2 separate regions of the Homo sapiens genome follow, and region 2 is linked to region 1. A link is an interaction called in ENCODE POLR2A ChIA-PET data of the cell type or tissue named here. Cell type or tissue: Panc1. All regions are shown on one strand. Links, peaks and the distances in the headings refer to the core of each region. The heading gives the core; the rest is flanking DNA.

Region 1 (5,847 bases), core at 270-5,269:
TGAGAACAGACTAACACAAAGCCTAACCCTCAATGTAACTATATTTACAGATAGGGCCTTTAAGGAGGTAATTAAAGTTAAATGAGGTCATAAGGGTGGAGCCATAATCTGATAGAATTAGTGCCCTTATAAGAAGAGACACCAGGGAGGCCATTCCCTCGCTCTCCACCATATGAGGACACAGCAAGGCAGCCATCTGCAAGCCAGGAAGAGAGCTCTCATCAGAAATTGAATCAGCCAGCACCTTGATCTTGGACTTCCTGGCCCCCAGAACTTTGAGAAAATTAACTTCTGTTGTTTAAATCACTCAATCTATGGAATTTTGTTATGGCAGCCCAAGATGGCGAAGATACGTCCCTCTGCCCAACCACACCAAGCTGTCCAGTTGCCATGGCTATACTACAGTTTAGGGCAGGGGGCAATTCAAGAGGTGGCCTCTTGCACAGTGTTAAATGGGAAGCAAAGTCAATGTCTCCTCTCTTGTTCTCAGTGTTCTCTCTAATGTACTTGCACCCTCTCCAAGTCAAAGTCCAGAGAAGGGAAATTGGGACACCCATGTGAGCCTCTTGTCATCTGCTTCTCTGTTCCCCTTCTTCTTCCTTAATCCCTCAAGGTCAAAAAAACAAAAACAAAAACAAAACAACAACAATAACAAAAAAAAGAGCATCAGGTAAAAACCTTTTGTGACCCCTAATTATATCTTTCTTTCTGACTCCAGCTAAGCCTTAATGGTAGACAAAAGTGTCTACTCCACATCCCTGTAAAATTTTTGGGAATAGATTCTCCAAGTTTGCTTACTGGTATAAAGGAGTAATTAAAAAAAAATATTGAAGAATCCTGCCTTGCAAGCAAGGCTACTGTCCTGCTGCATAATCCTATTTTTGAATGACAAAGACTGACTAACACTGTGGCCTTCCTTGGCATTCAAATCTCCCCCTAGCCAAAAGGATGCCAGGGATATATTAGAGAAACTATGATGTTCTGGGAAAGAAAAAAGAGAAAAGCATGTTAAAATAAAAAAAAAAAAAATCACCCCAATTTGCATATATACATATAAATCTTTTTTTTTTTTTTTTTTGAGAGTTTCACTCTCAAAACTCCTGGGCAATAGGAGTTTCACTCCTGTTGCCCAGGCTGGAGTGCAATGGCGCGATCTCAGTTCACTGGAACCTCCGCCTCCCGGGTTCAAGCGATTCTCCTGCCTCAGCCTCCTGAACAGCTGGGATTACACGCGCCCACCACCAAGCCTGGCTAATTTTTGTATTTCTAGTAGAGATGGGGTTTCACCATGTTGTCCAGGCTGATTTCGAATAAATCTTCTTTTAACCAAAAAAATGGTATATCACATTTTACATACTTCCCTGCTCTAAGCTTCATTTGCCTAAAATTGTATCTTCATCTTTCTATCTTGGAACATAGACATCTATCTTGCTGTCTACCTCTATCTCCCTACTCCAAGTCACCAATATCTGTCACCTAGACAACTGCCATAATCTTCCAACTGGTCACCTTGCTTCCACTCTTGCCCTGGTATAATCCGTTCTCCAAACAGAGAGAAAAACATTTTTTAAGTAAAATCTGCTAATGTCAAGATTTCTGCTTCTAAATAGAAGGGAGTAGTTGACAGGCCAATGTTTCTGCTAAGAACTGGAAAGGGTGGATAAAATAGAAAACCATCGTTTTAAAGGCATTGGAGAGCTTTGGAGGCAAAGGACTGGAAGCATTAAAATTCCACAAAGGGGACCAGGGGTGGTAGCTGACACCCGTAATCCCAGTACTTTGGAGGCTGAGGTGAAAAGATAGCTTGAGCCTAGGAGGAGTTTGAGACCAGACAGGGTCTCAACATAGCAAGAACCTATCCCTTAAAAAAAAAAAAAAAAAAAAAAATTAGTGGCTGGGCGCAGTGGCTCACACCTGTAATCCCAGCACTTTTGGAGACCAAAGTGGGTGGATCACAAGGTCAGGAGTTCAAGACCAGCCTGGCCAAGATGGTGAAACCCCATCTCTACTAAAAATACAATAGCTGGGCGTGGTGGCGGGTGCCTGTAATCCCAGCTACTCGGGAGGCTGAGGCAGAGAATTGCTTGAACCCAGGAGGTGGAGGTTGCAGTGAGCCGAGATCGCACCACTGCACTCCAGCCTGGGTGACAGAGCAAGACTCTGTCTCAAAAAAAAAAAAAAAAAAAAAAAATTAGCTGGGCATGTTGGTGCACAGCTCAGCCTCCCAAGCAGCTAGGATTAAAGATAACCATTAGCATTCTTTCATAATATTTTTAAATTAAGGTATTTATATTGCTTTGGACATAATGCTATTGCACAGTTAATAAACTACACTATAGTGTAAACTTGATTTTTTTACACAAGGGTCTTCACTAGGTTGTCCAGGCTGGCTTTGAACTCCTGGGCTCAAGAAATCCTCTGCCTTAGCCTCTGGAGTAGCTGGGACTACAGGTGCACGTGCCACCACACCTGGCTAAAATAACTTTAATGCACTAGGAGACAAGAAAATGTGTGCAACTCACTTTATTGCAGTGGTCTGGAACCAAGCCTCTGAAACACAGCTACATATATTTATCTGGGCTGGGATCTCCTTGAGGACACAAACTGCCTTACTCACCCTTGTATCCTTTTCTCCAGCTTAGCGTCTGGCTCCCAAGTAAATGCACAATGCTTTTTGAGTGAATGAGCCTCACTCTCCCAGCTCTCCATTCTCCTGGCTGTCAGTTCTGCTGTGGAGTCTCCAACCAGCTGCTTCCTCAGGCCCTCATACTGGGCACATATCCCAGCAAGGGCCACGCCTCCTTGACCTAATCCTGGCTCTTGGGCCACCTTGGTTAATGGACTGCTCTTCTCAGAGTTCCTCAGGCCCTTAAGACCTGGGATGGCTCCTGCCTCACATGCAACAGTGGCGAGAGGCACCCATGATGATCTGATGCCGGATGAAATATGCAGACTTAGGTACTGTATTACTGCTTAGACTTAGGTAATGTATTCTACTGCTGTCCCCTCCACTGTGGCAGACATCTGTCATCAGTTACAGCTTCCTCAAGTGGACCCAGATTCCTTCCCCTGGCATCTGTTCAAGCAGCCACAGCCAGTTGGCAAAAGGTGGCAAAAAAGTCAGGATGGTCCTCAAAGGCCAAGGCAGAAAAAGGACCTGTGACTTCTGGATGCTTCTGCAGGGAACTGACTGCTGGTATGGTGCCTTTAAACATAAATGCCTGCCCCTTAGGCCAGGCATGGTGGCTCACACCTGTAATCTCAACACTTTGGAAGGCCGAGGCGGGTATTTACTTGAGGTCAGAAGTTCGAGACCAGCTGGCCAACATGGCGAAACCCCATCTCTACTAAAAATACAAAAATTAGCTGGGCGTTGCGGCACATGCGCATAGTCCCAGCTACTTAGGAGGCTGAGGCACAAGAATCACTTGAACCTGGGAGGCAGAGGTTGCAGTGAGCCAAGATCACACCACTACACTGCAGCCTGGGCAACAGTGAGGCTGACTCAAAAAATAAAAAAACAAAAAACATGAGAAAAAAAAAAAACAAAGAATGCCTGGCAGACCATTAATGTGCCAAATTCATCAAGACAGGCTTACCAGCGTGATTTTTGCCCCAACTCCAGCCAAGGTGGTTTTAACTTCAAGTGGGGAGATTAACTGCACCTTTTCACCATGGCCCCTGGGACATGTGTAGATTCCTCCCTCTGTGAATCAGAGATGACAGTTCATGCGTGCACATCCTTAGATCATGTCATTGCTGCAATTTTTCTTTCTCTTAAAAACAGGTCTCACTCTGGCACCCAGGCTGGGCTGCAGTGGTGCCATCATTAACTCATTGAATCCTCGAATTCCTGGGCTTAAGCAATCCTCCTGCCTCAGCCTCCTGAGTAGCTGGGACTACAGGAGTGCGCTACCGTGCCTGGCTAATTTTTTGTGGAGACGGGGTCTGCTGCCTAGGCTGGTTTTGATCTCCTGGCCTCAAGAAATCATCCCACCTTGGCCTCCCAAAGTGCTAGTAATACAGGCACAAGGCACCATGCCTAGGCCTTGCAATAAGTGACTTTACCCTAATCTCCAAAGCCTGAACTTAAGAGTACCCCTCAGTTCCATCAATGGCAGCTGCTCCATGTTCACCCTACTCCCACTGTTACCCCATAACCTGTCCTCTCAAGCTGACACCATGGATTTTTACATCCCACACATGCTGACCAACTTGTCCCAGTTTGCTCAAGATCTCCCTGGGTTTAGCAATGAAAAACCCACTTTCTGGGAAGTCCCTCAATCTCAGGCAAACTGGGACAGTTGATCTCACAAGTAGGCATTTACTTATGAGCCACGTCATCCAGGACACTCCAGCCTTCCTGAATGACATCAGACCTGTCTCACTCCATAATCTACCCTGACTATTCTGCAATGCCCTGAATTATCATGGGTCCTAAATGCCTAAATGTGAACCAACTACCAGCACTTGTTCACCTCCTAGTTCCAAATGTATACCTCAAACAATATCCTCTGAGCCAAGGAAGAGTGAAAATCAGATCTGGCCTATGGCCTACCTTCTCCAAAGCCAGCCTGGCAGGCTCACAGGTTGTCACTGATTTAAGAAGCACATGGAGCAATTCTGTAAGGTTTATTGAATGGGTGGGTAAAAAGTGAACGACAGCTACAAATTCAAAAATAAAACTCTTGGTTATTAAAGTCATTCCAGGCATGGACAGAGGGATGCGAGGCTGGCCTTCCCTGTCCACGGTCCTCTGAGGCAGCTGAAGTCTCCCATGTCTGGACCCCGAATCTTGTGCAGATTGAACAGTGGATCCGGGGTGCTCTGAGCAGGCAGCAGGGAGCAGCTCTGGTGACGCTTCATGTGGTAGCCTCACTCTCCATTCTCTGCCCCTCTCGTGCCCACAAACACCACCAAGAGATTCTGAAACAAAGGACAAGTGAGACCAGTGATTTGAGGTTCCCATCTGCATAAACACGGACCAGCTGAGCCTCTGGCTGTGGGTTCTGGCTCTTGGCATCAACTCACCACGGTGAGAAATATCAGCAAACCCAGATCCCAGATCACCAACTCCATGGTCTTAGGACTTCCTTGGACTGTCCTTGGATCTAAGGCTGAGACCTAAGAGGGTAAGAAAGCATACAAGTATTTAGTCTCCAGGGCCATCTCCTCCTCCCCAAGCTGACACCACTGAGAGGGGTCCCATTCAAGCAGGGCGAAGCTCCTCATTCACGCACACCAAATAAAAAATCCCAACAGAAAGGACATGAAAGGACAAACATCTTAGAAGTTTCGTTTTTCTTTCAAGCAGTTCACAATCGGGGCAAATGACCAGCTAGAGTAATCCACAGGAATACAGCTTTCCTAGCCCCACCTGCAACTTTCTCCATTTGTTCGACATTACTGATGGTGCCTGTGGAAACAATGTGGATTTCACATTTCATGAAGCAAAGCCCGTGATTCGCAGTTCTCACGTGTGCCCTTCACTGCTATCTGAATTCATTCCAGCGTGGGGCCCAGAGAGAAATGCAGACTGGTTTCTGGCAGGAGGATCCCTAACATGAAAAGACAAAATGAACCCTCAGAAGTCAGGGGGTGGGTCTAGTCACCACATCACATGGGCCCACAAAGGCCCAAGCTCTGAAAGCCTAGTTGGAAAAAGGCTGCAGCGTGGGAAAGCTCCAGGGTTTGAAAGGGAAGGCTGGACCAACGCAGGGAAGATGTCTTTCAGCACTCCTACCCCTGCACTGTTAATGATCGGGACACAGGCAACCCATGATCACTTTTGGATACAAGAGCAGGGAAGGACAGAAAGAGAGCCAGCAAGGGAGGGAGGCTGGTGTC
Region 2 (5,847 bases), core at 569-5,568, 150 kb before region 1:
ATTAGGAGGTGGGGCCTTTGGAAAGTGATTGGGTCATGAGAGGACAGAGCCCTCACGAATGGGATTAGTGCCTCTCTCTATATATATATATACACCTACATATATATACCTATATATATACATATATACACCTATATATATACATATATACACCTATATATATACATATATAGGCACTAATATGTATAGGCATATATACACACACATATATATACACACACATATATATACACACATATATACATATATATACACACACACGCACACACATATATATTTGAGATGGAGTCTCACTCTGTTGCCCACCCAAGCTGGAGTGCAGTGGCATGATCTCAGCTCACTGCAACCTCTACCTCCCAGGTTCAAGCAATTTTCCTGCCTCAGCCTCCCGAGCAGCTGGGATTTTAGGCACCCGCCACCACACCTGGCCAATTTTTGTATTTTTAGTAGAGACTGCATTTCGCCATGTTGGCCAGGCTGGTCTCGAACTCCTGACCTCAGGTGATCTGCCCACCTCACCCTCCTAAAGTGCTGGGATTACAGGCGTGAGCCACCATGCCCAGCTTAGTGCCCAAGAGGCCCCAGAGAGCTAGCTGCCTTGCCCCTTCCACCATGGAAGGACACAGCGAGAAGGGGCTGTCTATGAACCAGAAAGGCCCAGAAACATAAGGTCCAGAAAGAAGGCTCTTACCAAACACCCAACTTGCTTGTGCCTTGATCTAGGGCTTCCCAGCCTCCAGAACTGTGAGAAGAGAATTTCTGTTGTGTATAAGCCCCTCAGTCTAAGGTATGTTGTTATAGCAGCCCAGACTAAAACAGTGACCAAAGTTATTCCTGGTTAGATGGCTCAGGGTTTTGTCCATTTATTTATCAAACACTGTGCACTGAGTCAGCCTGTCTCCCCCACTAGACTATACATTACTTGAGAGTCCCGGCCCTCAAGTAATGTACAGTCTAGTGGGGGAGACAGGCAAGGAGCAGATAAACAGGAAAAATAAAAAAATAATAACTGTGGTAACTGCTAAGAAGGAAACAAACAAATGTTGACATTGGGAACAGTAGAGGGATCAACTTATAGCTGGTGGTCTAGGAAGCCTGGGTCTGAAAGCCTAGATCTGAAAGGGGAGGAATTAGAAGAGTGGAGATGGGGAGACGCAGAGGAACCAAGTTCTAAGCAGAGAGAACCGCATATGCAAAGGCTCTGAGGCAATATTAAGCTTAAAGGAGCTGGGGAGTAAGTGAAGAACTGAAAAAGACGAGTGTAGTTGTAAGGGTTAGAGTTCAGACCCAAGCCTTATTCACAGCCCATCTCCCACCCCACATAGGTTAATCAGTCTTTTAGCAGAGAAAACCTGAATTAGGAGCCATCCTATCCCAACTTTTGATAAGTTCCTTCACATCCCCGACCTTCACTTGCTTATCACTAATTTGGGACTAATAATCCCCTGCAATATTTCCACAGCCCAGCAATCAAGTAAACTCTCTCTACAGGAGATGGTCTGGATGGTTTTAGTATCATGACTCCAGATGTGAATTTAGGAGAGAACAGACTTGATGTTCAGTACAGAATTCCACTGAGAGTTGTGGGGTCACAGCTTGAAGGTTTTAGAGTCCCAGGTTGCCATGAGACAGAATTGACATGACAGCCAGCGTTCTGGGGTTGCAGGCAACAGAAGCGGATTCTGAGTTAATTAAGCAGAAAAGAATGGATTGGCAGTCAGAGAATCAATGCGAAGGCTGGGGCCTATCCTCTGGAAAGCACTGGAGTAAGTAGGATGCTCTGGGGGGTCTCGTTATCGGAAAGAGTTGGAAACGTTTGAACACATGGAATTACATTAAGACAAACAAACACACCAAAGTAGAACTTTATATGTGTCAGGTAGTTTTCTAAGTATATAACAGTTATGAAGTAGATTCTATTATTGTCCTCACTTTACAAATGAAAAACTAAGGCACAGAGAGGGTATGTAGCCTGCCCAATGTCAGATAGCTAGTAAACTGTGGATTTCAGAATTGGACACAGCTATCCAATTCCGTAAGTTATGTTATTAACCACTTTGCTATGCTACCTGCATAAATCCTAACCATTCTCTCTGCCCTTGTGTTCCTCACTGATGGACTCAGAACCTTAAAAGAGCCAGGCATGGTGGCATGCTCCTGTAGTCCCAGCTACTTAGGAGGCCAAGGTGGGAGGATCACTTGAGCCCAGGAGTTCAAGGCTGCAGTGAGCTATGATTGCACCATTGCACTCCAACCTGGGAGACAGAGTGAGACCCCATCTCTAAAAAACAAACAAACAAAATAAAACCTTTATAGAGAAATTCTAATTGCGTCATGTGCCCAGGGCCTCACTAAGACTGCACCTACACATATCAGGAATAGTTGGTCACCCAAAAGGAAATTAAATTGCATAAGAAGGAGAAGAAATGAATATGAAATTGTCCATAAACAAGTGCAATTACAGCCTGGGCACAGTGGCTCATGCCTGTAATCCCAGCACTTTGGGAGGCCGAGGTGGGCAGATTGCCTGAGCTCAGGAGTTTGAGACCAGCCGGGGCAACATGGCAAAACCTTGTCTCTACTAAAAATGCAAAAAAATAACCAGGCATGGTGGCGCACACCTGTAATCCCGGCTACTGGGAGGTTGAGGCAGGAGAATCACTTGAACCTGGGAGGTGGAGGTTGCAGTGAGCAGAGATCACACCACTACACTCCAGCCTGGGTGACAGAGTGAGACTCTGTCTCAAAACAACAACAACCACCACCACCACCACAACAACAAAAAGGTGCAATTACGGTCTATCCATTGGGCCTCTCAACATACTTTATATCCTTGTTCACAGGCATGTTCTTCCAAAACTCCTCTCTACTGATGTGGTATAGCAGTTCCATATGCAACCAACAATGTGCACACACACATACACACACACACCTCTATGGTTTGTAGTCATACTGTGTGTGACCTCAGGGAGGTTCACTTTTCTGAGCTTCAGAATCGTCTTTTGTAAAAGATGGGTAAGATTCGTCATGGGGAAGAATAAATAAGTTAATGAATGTAAAGTGCTTTGCACTGTGTCTGGTACATAGAATTAACATGCGTCATATAAAATAGTGCTGTTATTCCAAAAAATAGGGAGGAGGGAATACTTCCAAACTCATTCTATGAGGCCAGTATTACTCCAATACCAAAACCAGACAAAGACACATCTAAAAAAGAAAACTACAGGCCAATATCTCTGATGAATATGGATGCAAAACTTCTTAACAAAATACTAGCAAACTGAATTCAACAATACATTAAAAAGATCATTCATCATGACTAGGTGGGATTTATCTCTGGGATGCAAGGATAGTTCAACATATGCAAATCAATCCATTCTGTTGTGATACATCACATCACATACATCACATCAACAGAATGAAGGACAAAAACCATATGGTCATTTCAATCGATATTGAAAATGCATTTGATAAAAGTCAACTTCCACTCACGATTAAAAACCCTCAAAAAACCAGGTATAGAAGGAACATACCTCAACATAATAAAAGCCATATATAACAGACCCACAGCTAGTATCATATGGAATGGGAAAAAACTGAAAGCCTTTCCTCTAAGATCTGGAACACAACAAGGATGCCCACTTTCGCCACTGTTATTCAACGTAGTACTGGAAGTCCTAGCTAGAGCAATCAGGCAACAGAAAGAAATACAGCGCATCCAAATTGGAAAGGAAGAAGTCAAATTATCCTTGTTTGTCGATGATATAATCTTATATTTGGGAAAACCTAAAGACTCCACCACAAAACTATTAGAACTGATAAACAAATTCAATAAGATTGCAGGATACAAAATCAACATATGAAAATCAGTAGCATTTCTATATGCCAACAGTGAACAATCTGAAAAAGAAATTTAAAAATAATCCCATTTAAAATAGCTAAAAATAAAATTAAATATCTAAGAACTAATTTAACCAAAGAAATACAAGATCTCTATAATGAAAACTATAAAATATAAAGTGAAAGAAATTGAAGAGGACACCAAATAATGGAAAGATACTCCCAAAGCAATATACAGATTCAGTGCAATCCCTATCAAAATATCATTGACATTCTTCACGGAAATAGAAAAAACAATCCTAAAATTTATGTGGAACCACAAAAGACCCAGAATAGTCAAAACTATCCTAAACAAAAAGAACCAAACTGGAGTAATCACATTACCTGACTTCAAATTATACTACAGAGCTATAGTAACCAAAACAGCATGTTACTGACATAAAAACAAATACATAGAACAATGGAACAGAATAGAGAACCCAGAAACAAATCTGCACACCTACAGTGAACTCATTTTTGACAAAGGTGCCAAGAACATACACAGGGGAAAAGATAGTCCAATAAATGGTGATGGGAAAACTGGATATCCATATGCAGAAGAATGAAACTAGACCCCTATCTTTTGCCATATACAAAAATCAAATTTAAATGAATTAAAGACTTGAATCTAAGACTTTAAACTATGAAACCACAGCAATAAAACATTGGGGGAACTCTCCAGGACTTCGGTCTGGGCAAAATTTCTTGAGTAATACCCAACAAGCACAGGCAACCAAAGCAAAAATGGACAAATGAGATCACATCAAGTTAAAAAGCTCTTGCACAGCAAAGCAAACAATCAACAAAGTGAAAAGACAACCCACAGAATGGGAGAAAATATTTGCAAACTATCCATCTGATGAGGGATTAACAACCAGAATATATAAGAAGCTAAGACAACTATATAGAACAAAATCTAATAATTTGATTTTAAAACATGCAAAAAGATTTGAATAGACGTTTCTCAAAAGAAGATGGCATACAAATGGCAAACAGGTATATGAAAATTGCTCAACATCATTGATCATCAGAGAAATGCAAATCAAAACTACAATGAGGTATCATCCCACCCCAGTGAGCATGGCTTTTATCCAAAAGACAGGCAATAACAAATGCCAGCGAGGATGTGGAGAAAAAGGAACCCTTTTACGCTGTTGGTGGGAATGTGAATTAGTACAACCACTATGGAGAACAGTTGGGAGGTTCCTCAAAAAACTAAATATAGATCTACCATATGACCCAGCAATCCCACTACTAGATCTATACCCAAAAGAAAGGAAGTCAGTATATGGAAGAGATCATCTGCACTCCCATGTTTGTTGCAACACTCTTCACAATAGCCAAAGTTTGGAAGCAGCCTAAGTGTCCATCAACAGATGAGTGGATAAAGAAAATGTGGTACTTACACACAATGGAATACTGCTCAGCCATAAAAAAGAATGAGATGTTGTTATCTGCAACAACATAGATGGAACTGGAGGTCAGTATGCAAAGGGAAATAAGCCAGACACAGAAAGACAAACATCACATGCTACACTTATTTGTGAGATCTAAAAATCAAAACAATTCAACGAATGGAGACAGAGAGTGGAAGGATGTTTATCAGAGGCTCAGAAGGGTAGTGGTGGGGGGTGGGGGTGGGGGGGGTTGGTTAATAGGTACAAAAACATAGTAAGAATGAATAAGACCTAGTATTTGGTAGCACAACAGGATAACTATAGCAAATAATAATGTAACTGTGCACTTCAAAATAACTAACGGTATAATTGGATTGTTTGTAACACAAAAGACAAATGCTTGAGGGGATGGATACTCCATTCTCCATTATGTGATTATTATACATTGCATGCCTGTGTCAAAACATCTGAAGTGCCCCATAAATATATACACCTACTATGTACCCACAAAAATTAAAATGAAAAATAAAAATAGAATAAAATAGTGTTATGTTAGGGGCCGGGAGTTGTG

The links. ChIA-PET counts read pairs that join two places held together with the same protein. Peaks named below come from ENCODE experiments on the same cell type or tissue, not always from the same donor. Only the 100,000 strongest peaks of a DNase experiment are listed, where the experiment ranks them.
Region 2: POLR2A ChIA-PET joins it to region 1 with 11 read pairs; 2 of 35 experiments call an interaction of 5 or more read pairs at or near these places.

Annotation. Positions count from the first base shown.
Region 1 is chr20:38,415,975-38,421,821 of GRCh38, forward strand. SNHG17 (small nucleolar RNA host gene 17) reads right to left here. Exons shown (of 8, transcript NR_185934.1): 7 at 5,032-5,124; 8 at 4,614-4,926. It overlaps LOC124904901 (a long non-coding RNA gene), which reads right to left and starts at 1,038. Exons shown (of 2, transcript XR_007067582.1): 1 at 1-1,038. It overlaps LOC124904974 (small nucleolar RNA SNORA71), which reads right to left and starts at 5,800; the gene lies at 5,673-5,800. In Panc1, for the core only: no CTCF peak of the experiment used is centred there; no DNase peak of the experiment used is centred there.
Region 2 is chr20:38,261,490-38,267,336 of GRCh38, forward strand. The region is part of intron 1 of LOC149684 (a long non-coding RNA gene); the gene reads left to right. Among named protein-coding and RNA genes, the nearest start is that of KIAA1755, 3.7 kb to the left of the region's middle. In Panc1, for the core only: no CTCF peak of the experiment used is centred there; no DNase peak of the experiment used is centred there.